Linked DNA regions of Homo sapiens: regions 2 and 3 are each linked to region 1. Evidence: read pairs that join two places in POLR2A ChIA-PET (ENCODE). Cell type or tissue: MCF 10A. All regions are shown on one strand. Region 1 has its middle 33 kb from the start of PGBD5. Region 2 has its middle 82 kb from the start of URB2. Region 3 overlaps PGBD5 (piggyBac transposable element derived 5).

The links. ChIA-PET counts read pairs that join two places held together with the same protein. Peaks named below come from ENCODE experiments on the same cell type or tissue, not always from the same donor. Only the 100,000 strongest peaks of a DNase experiment are listed, where the experiment ranks them.
Region 2: POLR2A ChIA-PET joins it to region 1 with 5 read pairs; 3 of 35 experiments call an interaction of 5 or more read pairs at or near these places.
Region 3: POLR2A ChIA-PET joins it to region 1 with 5 read pairs; 5 of 35 experiments call an interaction of 5 or more read pairs at or near these places.

The regions. Positions count from the first base shown.
Region 1 is chr1:230,456,926-230,461,925 of GRCh38, reverse strand. No RefSeq gene overlaps it. Among named protein-coding and RNA genes, the nearest start is that of PGBD5, 33 kb to the right of the region's middle. In MCF 10A, no CTCF peak of the experiment used is centred here; DNase peaks (open chromatin) are centred at 2,255 and 3,275.
Region 2 is chr1:229,706,101-229,711,100 of GRCh38, reverse strand. No RefSeq gene overlaps it. Among named protein-coding and RNA genes, the nearest start is that of URB2, 82 kb to the right of the region's middle. RefSeq lists an enhancer at 3,382-3,909. In MCF 10A, a CTCF peak has its summit at 139 (motif pointing left); no DNase peak of the experiment used is centred here.
Region 3 is chr1:230,380,201-230,385,200 of GRCh38, reverse strand. All of the region lies in intron 1 of PGBD5 (piggyBac transposable element derived 5), which reads left to right. Among named protein-coding and RNA genes, the nearest start is that of PGBD5, 44 kb to the left of the region's middle. In MCF 10A, no CTCF peak of the experiment used is centred here; no DNase peak of the experiment used is centred here.

The DNA.
Region 1 (5,000 bases):
TTATCATTTTTTTCTTTTATTGATTGTGCTTTTTGTTCTAAAAAGCCATTGCTAAACGCAAAACCAACTACATTTTCTCCTATGTTATCTTCTAGAAGCTTTATAATTTTGTGCTTTACATTTGGATCTATGATCCATTTTTAGTTAATTTTTATGAAGCGTGTAAGGCCTATGTCTAGATTCATTGATTTGCAAGTAGAGGTCCAGTCGTTCCAGCACCATTAGATGAAAAGACTAGCCTTTCTCCACTGCACTGCCTTTGCTCCTTTGTCAAAATTTGTTGACTATATGTGTGTGGGTCTATTTCTGAGCTCTGTAGTCTGTTCCACTGCTAAATCTGTTTCATTGATCTGTTTGTCTATTCTTTTGCCAATACCACACTGTCTTGATTGCTGTAGCTTTATAGTAAGTCTGGAAGCCAGGGAGTATCTATCCTCTGACTTTGTTCTTCTTCCTCAATATCGTGTTAGCTGACATGGATCTTTTGCCTTTCCATATAAACTTCAGAATCAGTTTGTTGTCTACATCCACCAACTAAATTGCTGAGATTTTGATTGGGATTACATTGAATCTATAGATCAAGTTAGGAAGAACTGACATCTTGACAATATTGAGTCTTCCTACACATGTACATGAAATCTCTCTTCATTTGCTTAATTTTTTGATTTCCTTCATCAGATCTTTGTAGTTTCCCTCTTGTAAGTCTTGTGCATATTTTGTTAGATTTATACCTAAGTATTCCTCTCTTTTTTTGGTGCTAAGGGAAGAGGATTTTTATAAGAAAATAAAATTAGAAAGCTTAGCAATTACAGAGATGTAAAGTAAAAGAAGAACAATTAATCTGCATAATTCATGGCATAATTCCAAATGCAAAATAGCAAAAGAACAGAATACAGTTTGCTAAAAAGGCATAAAGAAAACCCCAAAGGCTTCCTTAGTGAAACAAACATGTGGGAAACAAGCTGAGATTCAGAAGGAGAGCCCAAGAACACAGTTCAGGAATAGAATTGACTTTCTAGAGAGCAAAGTGTGCCAGGCTGTAGGAGCCCATATTCACACACCTGGCACCACATCCCAGAACGGCCCCAGGCAAGTCCAGGGGAGGGAGGGAAGGGAAAGGAATAAGCAGGGTCCAACAAACCTCCAGGTCTCTTCGGAATGGGTCAGAAAACCATGTTGAGGATCTGAGACATGACCTGTTCTGAGAAAGCTTGGAACCTCGGACAGATAATAAGGAAATGCCAATTTCTGACCAAAATTATGCATCTCATCTCACACATGAGGACAACCAAGATGAAAGAGCTATCATGTGCCATATGTTGTTGACTAAGTTACAACTGGTATGAAAACTTATCTAGGAGAAGAAATTGTCTTTCTTAACAAGACGCTTGGTGGTAGAGGTTGGACTCTGAGACCAGAAGTTTCAGAAAACAAGAAAACACATGAGACAGTTAAACTGCCCTTTGGAGAAATAAAGATAGATTTTGGCATGGGGGAATGCTGAGAATAGAGGGGAGGAGAGAAAGAGGGAGAAAAAAACAGGATGGCTGAGCAGTATGGCATGGTATCAGAAGGAGTGGGCTATGGTGGGAAATGCCCAATTTCATGGTGTTTGCAAGCGTTTCAAGATCTTTTGGGTGCTATCACATACACTGAACCATTCTTCATCTTCCTCATCGGTTGCCCAATGGCTTTGTGTGAAATAAAGATTTTGGGTGAAAATCAAGGAAAGAGAGGTGAATTCCACATCTGGGTCAGAACAGAGGAGAGAAAGAAAGAACTCACAGGAAATAAAACATGATTGATCTCAAAAGGGTCTTGCAGCAACTCAAAGCCAGGTGCGACCATGAGATATATATTTCAGAGAATACTCAGACATCTTGTGTCAAATGTAGGCTATGAGGATCAAGTACTCAATTAGGTCACATAAGAAACCAAACCCAAGTCTCTCTTTTTTAAAATAATGACAACTAATGTTAAATGAGTGTTTATTAGGCTTTGTGCCAAGCAATTTACAAACATTATCTTCCTTTGACTTTATAACCCTAGGAGGTTAGGATTCTTATCATTATCTTTATTTGAAAATAACAAAATTGAGACTGAGAGCAGGTAATATCTTGCCCAACGGCACTCTGTAAGTGACCAAGTCACAATTTGAGCCCAGACTGTCTGACTCCAAAGCTCTACACTCACCTATGATCGTTTACAGCCCATTTTTTGCGTCAGCTGCCAAGAATGACTCGAAACCAATTAAGAGGTCGTGTGATTCACTAAAACTCTAAAACTCTTCTTGCTGAGGTCACCATTTCCCCATTGTGAAATCCAATGATCTGACTTCAGGGTAACAAAAGAAGCAAGATCCAGTTTCTTCTTCTTCTTCTTTTTTTTTTTTTTTAAAAAAAGATAATAGCTAATGTTAATCATGCAAAAAGCACATGCCAGATGCTTCTTCCCCTCCTTGGACTTCATTTTTCTCCTTAGCACTTATCACCACTTGACATTCTGTATTTAACTTGCTTATTTGTTTATTGAATCTTCCCCAAGTAGCTGTCCCCTACAGCAGAGATTTTTGTTCTGTTTTTCTTACTGCTTACACTTGTAGCAGTGTCTGGGAAATGATAGCTGCCTGATAAATATTTGTTGAATGAGCCTTAATATTTAACAAAAACAGTACAATAATCTGGAGATGTGTTAGGAGTTCTTTAAGAAGTTAAACCAGCATCTGTCCTATGACCCAGCAATTCCACTCCTAAGTATTTACCTAAAAGAAATGAAAACGTGTCGAATAAAAGTCCTGTACAAGTGTTCATGTTATCCTCATTCCTAGTAGCTGTTAACCAAAATGTGACTGAGTCAGGGCTCGGTTGATTAGAGGTTTATTTAGCCAAAGTTGAAGAAATGCCTGGGGAAAAAAGTACAAATTGTAGGAGCATCTGTGACTTACGCTTTTTCCCAAAGGAGGTTTTGGAAATTCGGTATTTAAAGGGGAATGAGCAAGCAAGAGAAGGAGAAAAAGGAGTGAGGCAGGCCATGAGGCAGATGGTTACATTCTTGTGATGCTCTGATGAACCTCAGTGAATCTACATTTTACATGTGAAAAGAGGAAATAGAGGGAAAAGTCAATTATGCATCCTCCACGCTCAGTAAATCTATGTTTTTTTGTAAGATAAAGTAAACAAGTGAAGAGAAGGACTAGAGGAAGTGAGAGTATGACATAGGTTGTGAAATTACAGCTATCTGCTTGGGAACAAAGGGAAGACAGTATTGGTGACTCAGTTCCCAAGCTCAACTTTCCCTTTGGCATAGTTTCTGTTTTTCTTTCACATAGCAAAAACTGGGAACAACCCAAATGTCTATCAACAGGAGAATGGGTAAATAATGCCAGTATATTCCTTAAATGGAATAGCACTCAGCAATAAAAGAACAAACTACTGATACAAAAAGCAGTATGTATGAATCTCAAGAGCTTATGCTGTGTGAAGTAAGCCAGATACAAAGATGTACATACTATATTATTACATTTTATGTGACTTCAAAGAACAGCAAAAGCTAACCGATGGTGACAGAAACCTGAGCAGTGGTCACCCAGGGTGCTTGGACATTGACTGGCAGGGCTGTGGGGAGCTTCCTGGGGTTAGGGAGGTGCTCTTTATCTTGTTTTGGGGAAGCAGTTACAGAAGTGTAAACAATGCTGAAACTTATCAAATGGGCCACTCAAGACACTTGCATCTTATTATGTATCGATTATAGCTCAATTTTTAAAACATCTGTTTTCTGAGGCTGGGCACGGTGGCTCACGCCTGTAATCCCAACACTTTGGGAGGCCGAAGAGGGCAGATCACAAGGTCAGGAGTTCGAGACCAGCCTGACCAACATGATGAAACCCCATCTCTACTAAAAATACAAAAATTAGCCAGGTGTGGTGACGTGCACCTGTAATCCCAGCTACTCAGGAGGCTGAGGCAGGAGAATCGCTTGAACCAGGGAGGCAGAGCTTGCAGTGAGCCAAGATCATGCTACTGCACTCCAGCCTGGGCAACGGAGTGAGACTCCGTCTCAAAAAAAAAAAAAAAAAAAATCTGTTTTCTAAATATTAGCCAGATAAAGTTAGAGAAGTGTTTCTTTTCTCTTGGGTAGCTCTAATAAAATAAATCCTATTTTCCTTTTTTCTTTTTTTTTTTTTGAGACAGAGTCTCACTCTGTCGCCCAGGGGTGCAAACTCGGCTCACTGCAACCTCTGCTGCCTGGGTTCAAGCGATTCTCCTGCCTCAGCCTGCTGAGTAGCTGGGATTATAGGTGCCTGCCACCGCACCCAGCTAATTTTTGCATTTTTTGTAGAGACAGGGTTTCACCATCTTGGCCAGGCTGGTCTTGAACTCCTGACCTCGACCCACCTTGGCCTCCCAAAGTCCTGGGATTACAGGCATGAGCCACGGCGCCAGGCCTGGAATCCTATTTTCTAGCTAGGAGATGTCATAGCCTCTGTCTCCTCATATGTCATATGAGGAATATCATGCTTACCAAATAGAATTTTTGTCAGGATTAAGTAAGATAAGGTATATAATATGCTCAGCTTCTTAGTATCTAGCACAAAATAGGTGTCCCATAAATATTAATTATCTGTCTTGGTATTAAAAATAAAAGACAAGGCACCAGTCTGATTGCTCTGCTCCAACTAATTCAAGGTTTTGGCCATATTTTATGCCCACTGGCAATTTTCTGAGCGTGTTCTTTAAATATTGAAAAATTCAGTCTATAAGACCACAAGTGCTTTTGACCTTGAAGCAAAGCAAAACTAGGTCAAATGGAATCAATTTAGATAATGGCAAAGTTAAAAGTCAGTTCTGAAATCTATTCCCTAAACTTCAGATCTATCTTTTTATTGTTAAAGCAGTGAATTATAGGAGCTACTCGCTGACAAAACCTTTTAAAAACTGTCATTTTGAGCCTCAAAGTAAATGCCTGCTAAAGGTTATGAATTTGTTCGGTGCTCTCATTTC
Region 2 (5,000 bases), 750 kb after region 1:
CTGGTGGACATTCAAATGATTCCCACTTCTGTGTAAGCTCTAGAAACTTTTTGGCTTACAGCTCTCTGGTAATTGTTCTTTTCCTGGAAATTATTCTTTGCTCCACCTTGTGGAGTTTTATCCTAACCACATAGTGACTGGTTTTTCAGACTCAAGGGACCCCTGTTCAGATTTCTGGAATTCTTTCTCTGTGAAATCCTCTCCTGTCTGTTCTCTGCCCCACATTCTGGCTGTTTGACCTCCCTGAACTCTGATTTATTTTGTCTCAATTTGGTGAGATTTCCAGAATCTGTTTGAATTCCCCTTCCCTGAACTGCAGTTCAGAAACTGCTTCCAGGCAGCAAGACTGAAGGATTATCCGACTTGCCCTCCCTGCTTCCCTTCTCTCAGGGGTCACAGTCCTGGGCAGTCCATAGTCCAGTGTCTGAACGCTGTTGTTTCACATGTTTTGTTCAGTTTTCTAGTGTTCTAAGTAATTTTGTACTGTTTTATTTTTCTCATGCCTATAAGTGTAAGTCCCTTTCAATGAGAACTAGAAAAAAAACAGAGATATAAAAAATTGATGGGATTTTATTTGGGGATGGGAGTGCGGTAAAGAAAATTACAACAAGCCGTTTATTAGTATGAGTTTGTAGGCTTGAGACAGATGGGGCTAATCTGCAAATATATAAAAGACTTTCTTATAAAGAGAAGCAGAAATGAGCTGAGGTGATGCCCAGCAGGCAGATCTATAGGTGGGAAGGGCTGGGCCAATTGTTCTAAAACTCGAATGCAAAGAGAAACATTTGGGTGTTTGTTAAAAGGCAGATTCCATGCTTCCTGCAAATGATCCCATGGGCCCCCCTAATTTGTATTTTTAACAGGCACCCTAAGGTGGTACTGATGCAGTTGGTCTGTTGGCCATTCTTGAAGAAATACCAGCTGAGGATCCTAGGTAGGGAATCCTCATATGAACCCAGACAACTCCATCTCAGGCACACAGGTAGGGCCCTCTATGTGGATAAAAGGCTAGAAGAGGAATCATTATGGAGTGAAAAAAGAGATGTCAAAGAGGAAGCAGTTGGCCTTCAGGACCAGGTAGAAATGCAAGGGATAAGGAGAGTCGTAGCAAGAGGTGACAGGGTCTTGGGTACAAGAATTGCTTTCCCTTGGCCAGCCTGATAGACCGTCTATGGAAGGTGCACCTTGGGATGAGGTAGCCAAAGGCCTCCAACAGGGAAAGCCTCAGACACATGAGCAGGAGCAGCCCTGAAGGAAAACAGCTGGAGTCAAAACAGAATGAAAACCTCACTTTGCTGGCTGCATAACAGCAACGACAAACACTGATTTAGATGAACCTTTTGCCTCTGCAGTGAACTAGCCTTTCTCATGAAATACTCATGTCCATTTCAGTGAGCTCTCTAGGGACACAATTTCAGCTTTGTAGTGATTCACGGTGGGTTGTTATATTGGCCAAATTGCCTTAGTGCTGTATTGACGAGCTCAGTTGAAACAGAGAGCTGAGTTCATCTCTTCATCAGGGTTCCTAAAAGCCCAATCTCAGCAAGAATTCTAGATTCAGGTCGATTGAGCACTGTTCAGAATCCTTTATTAATTTCCTCTTGATGTATCACCAGCAAGAGTAAAATCTTCCTACCTCTGACCAAGCCTGCTAACCACCACTAGGGCTTAAAGCCCAAAGAGAAGAATTTCAACTCCAGATAAAGGAAATATACCAGAGGCATCCTTGGAGACAGGGAATGTGTACTCTGATGAGCAGGCTCACCGCACCGTCCCTCAGGGCAGGCCATGCACTTGGACCAGTGGGGAAGGAGAAAACATGGAACTTTCATGTTAATTAACGACAGTAAAGAGTACAAGAACAGAGGTAAAACAATGGGTCAAAGTCTTCCTGGCTTAGTTTATGGTCTTTGGTGATTGAGAACAGCTCACAATGCCAAAATATGGCTCTGCTCAGAGGGACAGCCATGGAAGAAAGAAAATATCATTTCAATGAAGAACCAGCCTCCTGTGCAGGAAGTCAAGAAATCTCAATGTCTTGGGTCTTTTTAAGTTAATCACAGTTCTGTGATGGGATATCTCAGAAGAGTCACGGAAACCTTATTCTTAAGAGGATCAATAAATTAAGAAGGAGAACTTCTTAAGTGAAAAAGTTCACTTTGTAGAGAAGAAAACTGTTTTCAGTTAATGCATGGTTACTGAGTATCCACAGATTATTTTTCTTCTCTCTGTGAATGACAGCAGCATTTCCTAAATGAGTTTTGCCCAATATTCAACCTTTGGGATGCTCCATAGGCCAAAGAGTTCCATCTTCAAATTTCAGGGGAAAACTGCCTACTGTCTCTTCCTGTGGACAGTCATTATGCACATAGGCATATTAAAGATACTGGGTAGTCTTGTAGCATGGAAACTTACTTAATTAAAAACAAAAACTTCTTGAGTCCTAAACTCTTAATTGATAATGGAATCCTTTTTTAGATTATCCCTGATAACATCCCGAAGCTCTACTGAGCTCTGAAGCACCCTCAGAAGTGTTCATAAATACCACCAACAGAAAATGAATTGGACTCTTTCATGCTTGGTCAAAATATCATCAAAGTTTGACTTACACACCTATTAAGATGGCCAAAATAAAAAAAAAATTACTGATAATGCCAGGTGTTGGAATACATGCAGAGCAATACAAACTCTCACCAATTGCTGATGAGAATGCAAAATGGTCCGGCCACTCTGGAAGACAGTTGGATGGTTTCTTAAAATGTGACATATCTGTGTGTGTGTGTGTGTGTGTGTGTGTGTGTGTGTGCTGTATCACCCAACAAATCTACTTCAAAAATTTTTTTAATTTTTTAATTTTGATACATAGTAATGTATATATATATATATATAATAGTACATATTTTGGGGTAGATTTATGGGGTACTATTACAAACATGTAATAGTACATATTTATGGGCTACATATGATTTATGACATACTTATTTATGGGGTACATGCATAGAATGTGTAATGATCAAATCAGGGTACTTAAAATACTATTTAAGATACAACAAAAAAACTTACATTCACACAAAAACTCATCTATGAATGTTCATAGCAGTTTTACTTATAATTGCCAAGAGCGTCAAACAATCCAAATGTTATTCAATGGGTGTATGAGTAAACACACTGTTGTACACGTGTACAATGGAATGCTACTAATTAATAAAAGAGCAAACTATTCATACACACAACATGGATGAATCTCAAATATATTGTGCTAGCTGAAAAAATCCAAACCAAAAAGTTGCATATGGTGTGATTCTACTTATGTGACATTATAGGGGCAACCAGCCCCCAATATTTCAACGTAGATTCTTTTCTATTTTCTCTAAGTGTCAGCCAGTCTGAGAAATAAAGGGAAAGAGTACAAAAGAAAGAAATTTTAAAGCTGGGTGTCCGGGGGAGACATCGTATGTCAGCAGGTTCTGTGATGCCCCCTGAGCCACAAAACCAGCAAGTTTTTATTAGCGATTTTCAAAGGGGAGGGAGTGTATGAATAGGGTGTGGGTCACAGAGATCACATGCTTCAAAGGCAATAAAATATCACAAGGCAAATGGGCAGGGCAAGGTCACAAGGCCAGGGTGAAACTAGAATTGCTAATGAAGTTTCATGTCCCACTGTGCACGCATTGTCATTGATAAACATCTTAACAGGAAACAGGGTTCAAGAGCAGAGAACCGGTCTGACTAGAATTAGCCAGGCTGGAATTTCCTAATCCTAGCAAGCCTGGGGGCGCTGCAGGAGACCAGGGCGTGTTTCATCCCTTCCTACAACTGCATAAGGCAGACACTCCCAGAGCGGCCATTTTAGAGGCCCCCCCCTCCCCCAGGAATGCATTCTTTTCCCAGGGCTGTTAATTATTAATATTCCTTACTGGGGAAAGAATTCAGTGATATTTCTCTTACCCGTTTTCAGTAATAAGAGAAATATGACTCTGTCCTTCCCAGCTCCCAGGCAGTCAGACATAATGGTTATCTCCCTTGTTCCCTGAACATTGCTGTTATCCTGTTCTTTTCTCAAGGTGCCCAGATTTCATATTGTTCAAACACACATGCTTTACGAACAATTTGTGCCATTAACACAATCATCACAGGGTCCTGAGGCAACATACATCCTCAGCTTACGAAGATGACGGGATTAAGAGATTAAAGTAAAGACAGGCATAGGAAATTATAAGAGTACTGATTGGGGAAGTGATAGATGTCCATGAAATCTTCACAATTTATGTTCAGAGACTGCAGTAAAGACAGGCGTAAGAAATTATAAAAGTATTAATTTGGAGAACTAATAAATGTCCATGAAATCTTCACAATTTATGTTCTTCTGCCATGGCTTCAGCCGGTCCCTCCGTTCGGGGTCCCTGACTTCCCGCAACATGACATTCTGGAAAAAGTGAAAATATAGGAACGGAGAACAGATAGGTGGTTGCCAGGGACAAGAGAGTCTGGTTACACAGGGAAAGCAGAAGGGAATTCTTTTTTTTTTTTTTTTTGAGGCAGAGCTTTGCTCTTGTTGCCCAGGCTGGAGTGCAATGGCATGATCTCGGCTCACTGCAACCTCCACCTCCCAGGTTCAAGTGATTCTCCTGTCTCAGCCTCCTGAGTAGCTGGGATTACAGGCACCTGCCACCATGCCCAGCTAATTTTTTGTGTTTTTAGTAGAGACAGGGTTTCACTATGTTGGCCAGGCTGGTCTGGAGCTCCTGACCTCAGGCGATCCACCTGCTTTGGCCTCCAAAAGTGCTGGGATTACAGGTGTGAGCCACTGAGCCTGGCCAGGAATTCTTTAAGGTGTTGAAATTGTTCTGTATCCTGCCTATGCTGTTAGTTTCAAGATTCTATGCACATGTAAAACTCATAAAACTTTACACCAAAAAAGTAGATTTTACTCTATGTAAGTTTTTAAAATTAAAATAAAAAGATGATGCTGTTGGCAATATTTATCTATGTAGGAGCAT
Region 3 (5,000 bases), 77 kb after region 1:
AAGAGGACAAAGTGAGTTATGGGGGGATCTACACTGAAATCCTAAAATAACACGTGCGCGAGACTGAAATTTCAGCCCCAACGCTGGGTGTGAATATATCATATGAGGGGGAAAAAAAAAATACACGCCTCTTCATGTGGCATGCTGGGCTGACTGGCAAAATGAAAGGCAGCAATTTTAACTGTCACCTTCGCTGAAAGCAAAGTTGAGTTCGATGATTAAAAACATATTTACTGAAATACTTCTATAACCAGCCGCCTTGCTACAGCTCCAGGAAAAAGTGAACACAGCAGCTAAGAAGTCAGCAGGCCCTTGACCAACACCAGTATTTCTGGAAACAGCTTTTTAGAGCAATGGGTTAAGCACTACTAAAAGGAGGAAGGGAGGTAGAGAAGGGAACTAATATTTAATTAAGCACCTGAGTGCAGAGAATTTAACACACACAATGCCCATTTTATAGATGAGAAGACTGAGGTAAGAGGCCGCGTGGTGTCGTGAGAGTCAAACACACCTAGTGCTCTTGTTCTGCTCCTTACTGCCTGTGTGGCCTTGAATGGGTTCCTTCTATCCTTTACGTTTTGTTTATTTGTAAAATGTGGATAATAAAATTTACCTCCCCTGCTCCCGCAGGGAACTGAGGGCACCTATGGCTGCTGTCCAGCGCGTGCCCAGTGCTCGGTGGGTGCTCAGCAGGTAGGAAACTGTTAGGAGGGATTGTATCTTGCCCAAGGACACCTCGTTCAGCTTCACATGCCAGGGGCAGAATTTGAACCTGGGTTGGTCTCTCCCCAGAGTCCCTCTACACAGTCTCACCACACTTCTGTACCTGCTGGCCAAGTTTCCACACATACATCCCTCAGATCTCCTCTCCCTTCCCTATTTCCCACCCCATGCAGTCAAAATGTACATTTCACCCAGTGATCCAGAGTCACAACATTGAAAGTACTGGCAAATGTTCCCTCTTTTTACTACTCCTGTTTGTTGTTTTTGTTAACATGACGTTCAGTAGTACTTTTAAATGTAACCTAAATGGTTGAAATATATAGCATCCAATACTTCCCCGGTTGCTCCGACCCTCTTTGCAAAAAGTATTCCCCCAAAGAAATCAGGAATCTTTCCGTCTGTGCAGAAAACCAGCTTGTGTTAAGTTGGAAGGCTTTTCAACTGTGCTTGGACGGACGGGACAAGCACGCTGTTTCTCTGGGTTCCATCACCACTGTTGCTTATCCCCGAAGTCACAGGGGAGGACCGAGCCTGATCTACTGCCTTCACCTGGGCTTCTCTCACCACTGGCTTCATCTCCTCCTCTACTCACCCTGCCCACCCACACAGCTTTGTCCAAAGGCATCAGCACAGTGTGACTTTTGCTGGAACAGGTTTTGTTTGGGAAGCCAGAAATAGAGGCAAAAGCCAGGCAAAGCTCATGGGGCTCAGGCCCCTTCAGAAGCCACTGGCTCCCAGTGCTGTCTCTGCTGCTCTCCAACTTTGAGGAATTGGGAGTCTCTCGAGAGACTGTGGGGTTGGCATGATGGCTCACACCTGTAATCCCAGCACATTGGAAAGCCAAGGGGATGCGGTGGGGTGGGAGGATCGCTTGAGCCAGGAGTTCAAGACCAGCCTGGGCAACATAGTGAGACCCTATCTCTACAAAAAATACAAAAAATTTTAAAATAAGCCAGGCTTGGTGGTGCACCTATAATCCCAGCTATTTAGGAGGCTGTGGTAAGAGGATCGCCTGAGCCCAGGAGTTTGAGGTTGCAGTGATGCGTGTTTGCACCACTGCACTCCAGCCTGGGTGACAGAGTGAGACTCTCTCAAAAATTAAAAAAAAAATGCTGGGCATGGTGGCCTATAATCCCAGCATTTTGGGAAGCTGAGGTGGGTGGATTGCTTGAGCTCGGTAGTTCGAGACCAGCCCTGGCACCATAGTGAGACCCTGTCTCTACAAAAAAAAATTTTTTTAATTAGCTGGGCATGGTGGTGCATGCTTATGGTCCCAGCTACTCTGGAGGCTGAGGTGGGAGGATTGCTCGAGCCTGTGAGGTCAAGGTTACAGTGAGCCGTGGTTGCTCCACTGCACACTGGCCTGGGTGACAGAGCAAGACCTTGTCTCAAATATTTACATACATACACATGTACATACATACATACATAAAACAGAGACAGCGAGATGGCAGGGAAAATAAATAGCGAGATGGCAGAGAACCATTGCCCGGACAGCTGCCCCACCAAATTCTAGTCAGGGAAAGTTTTAAATAGAGAGCCTGCATCCTTACAATGAAGTAGTAACATCTGACATTTAAAGATCCCTCCTTGAACATTCCTCTTCTCCCCCATCCCATAACCTCTTTTCCTAGGACCCATGCCCCCATTCTTTCTGTAACCTCAAGACAGTATATAAGCTTCTGTTACTCATTGAAATGTTGGGTCTTCATTCTGAAGACTCCCACATATATACATTAAATAAATGTGTATGCTTTTTCTCCTATAAAAATCTAAAGATGCCTGAACACCTTGCACGTGTTTTCATAACAGACTCACCTCCTCTCAGGTGACCAACCACCCTAGTTTACCTAGGATTGCCCTGGTTTCAGAGCTGAAAATCCGGGGCCTAAGGAAACCCCTTTGTTCTGTGTAAACCTAAATAGCTGGTCACCCTATATCCAGTGGATCAGTGAGCCAGTTCCCTGAGATCAGGGGTGGCCAGCATACAAAAGCCAGAGCTTCCCTTGCCCATCATCAGTGTGGCCTGTTCAGTGCAGTTCAGGTGCTCACAGTTGGCCGCTACAGGCCTGGCAGTCAACAGCTCTTCTCCTCACATGACTATGGAAAAGTCCCCATGAGTGGACATTCCTGAAATTCCATCATTAGGATGTCATTCCTTTACAGGACTCTTGTGTCCTGTTAAAAATTAAAATACTTCAAAATGCCCAGGTAGAGGAACAAATCATTAGTGAGTGCTTTCATCAACAACCACAGGCGATTCTGCAGCGAGACACTCAGGGCTGTCTCTGAGCATGTCCGCGCTCCATGGTTGCCTGCTGGGCTCCTGCTGGCCTAGGAACTGCAGTAGGCAGTAACCACGTGGGCTGACAGGGAAGAATTGGGCAGGACTAAAGCTTACAGTACTAACGTCCAACAGTAGTCCACAGTAGAAAGTTAAAACTTTGCATGAGAAAGATGTAAAGTCTTTGAGAATCCAGAGGAAGGAAGCAATTTTTTTTAAAGCTGTGAATGACAAAAGTTTCATGAAAAGGGTTGCAGCTGAGCTAGATTTTGCCATCTCTGTGAGAGTGGATGTAGGATGGGAGAGGGACAGGAGTGGGTACTGTAGCCCGAGGGCACAGCATGCAGTGATCCCAGCATGCTGGGGTGAAGGGAAGAAAGGAAATGAGGGGAGGGGTGGCTCACACTCTGTCCCGGATGCCCAGCTGTGGAGTTGCAAGGGAAGAGAACACAGACGGCGGCTCCGGGAACCCTGGGCGTGGAGGGTGGCTGGGACTTGGACTAGGCACAAAAGGGTCCCCTGCTCATGGAACAAGGAATTCAGCCAAGTTAGCAGTAGGGACACTGATAGGACAGAAGAAAGTAGTGGGTGGTTTTCTCATCCCACTGCTAAGTGCCTGGGCCAGCCAGGGAGTCTGCTCAGGCAGGGATGGGGTAAGCCTAGGCTGGCAGAGGGTCCAGCCTCTGATCAGGGTTGGGGTGCACAACTGGTCCACTGCAGCGTGAGACATCCAGTGGCGGCCCCTGGCCAAGATGCTGAGACTGAGAAGTGCAGCTCCATCACGGCAGGCCATCTGGGAAGGAGGCTGCTCCAGAGTGCAGGCAGCAGCAGCGTGTGCATGTTCCCCAGGGACACCCAGAGAGTAGGCTGGTTGCCTGGGATGCCAGTCTGTTGGTGCCAGGATTATACTATACCTGAGTGTGCTCACAACCTGGCAGCGGGACATGCTGAGAAAGGAAGTGCTCTGGGCTTGGAGACAGAACTTGGGTTCAGTGCTGGCTCTAACTTTATAGTCCAGGTAAATTTCGCAACCTTGTTTGGCTTTCAGTTTCCTTATCTATAACATGGGCAAAACAATAGGTATTTCAGAGGTTCACTGGGAGAAGGGCAGAAGTGTGTGTGACAGCAGGTTTATAAACTGTAAGCACTGTGCACGTGGATGGTGTTTGCCTCATTGTCACTCCTCTCTAGGGAGAACACGGCCGCAGACGGCCACCCACTCCTGAGCGGGGCTCCCAGAGCCATCCGTGTCCACAGGGCCTAGCACTCTGACTCTTCCCTTTACCGTTTCTGGGTTGATTCCAGCCATTGCCATCTCTTGGGCCACTTCAGCTGCTCCTGTCTTTATTCCACTTAAGCTTTCTCTTGACTGTTGAGCCTTTTGGTGGACAGAGCCCTGCACAAGCTGTGATTGAGCCCAAGACACAGGGTCTTGAAAGCAGAGATTGATGCACCTGGTTCTTGAGTACAGGTGTGGGTGCTGACCTGTATAGCTTCCCTCTTCACCAGGTGTGCATTTGCTTACAGGGTTTTCTTTGGAAACCCTAAAGCCATAACCTGGGCTTGGCATGGATAGTACCTTGCATCTCCTTTCTCCTTCCTGCAGATGCACAGATTCTTGGCAGCAAGAGTGAGGGGCTGTTGCTTATGTCCACTTGGAGAGCCGGGAGGGGAAGGAGGTGCTGGTTCTGCCCAAGACGGTAGTGGTGGGTGTCAGTTTCCACCACAAGTGACCAGCCTTTAGGGTGAGCACCTGGAAGGAACCCTGCAGGGCCCCACTTAGGTATGCCCTGCCCAGAGGGCCCAGCACAGGGAGGCAGAGCGCCCTGTGGCTGCCAGTGACACTGGTCTGGCATCTGAATTAGTAACTCACAGTAGGATTAATTTCTCTGTGTAATTAAGTAAAGGAAAATGGCATGAAAGTACTGCCTGTCTCTTCCACACAGGGCTTTGTTTTCTATCCTGTGATTACAAGGGAAGTCCATTTGACTTA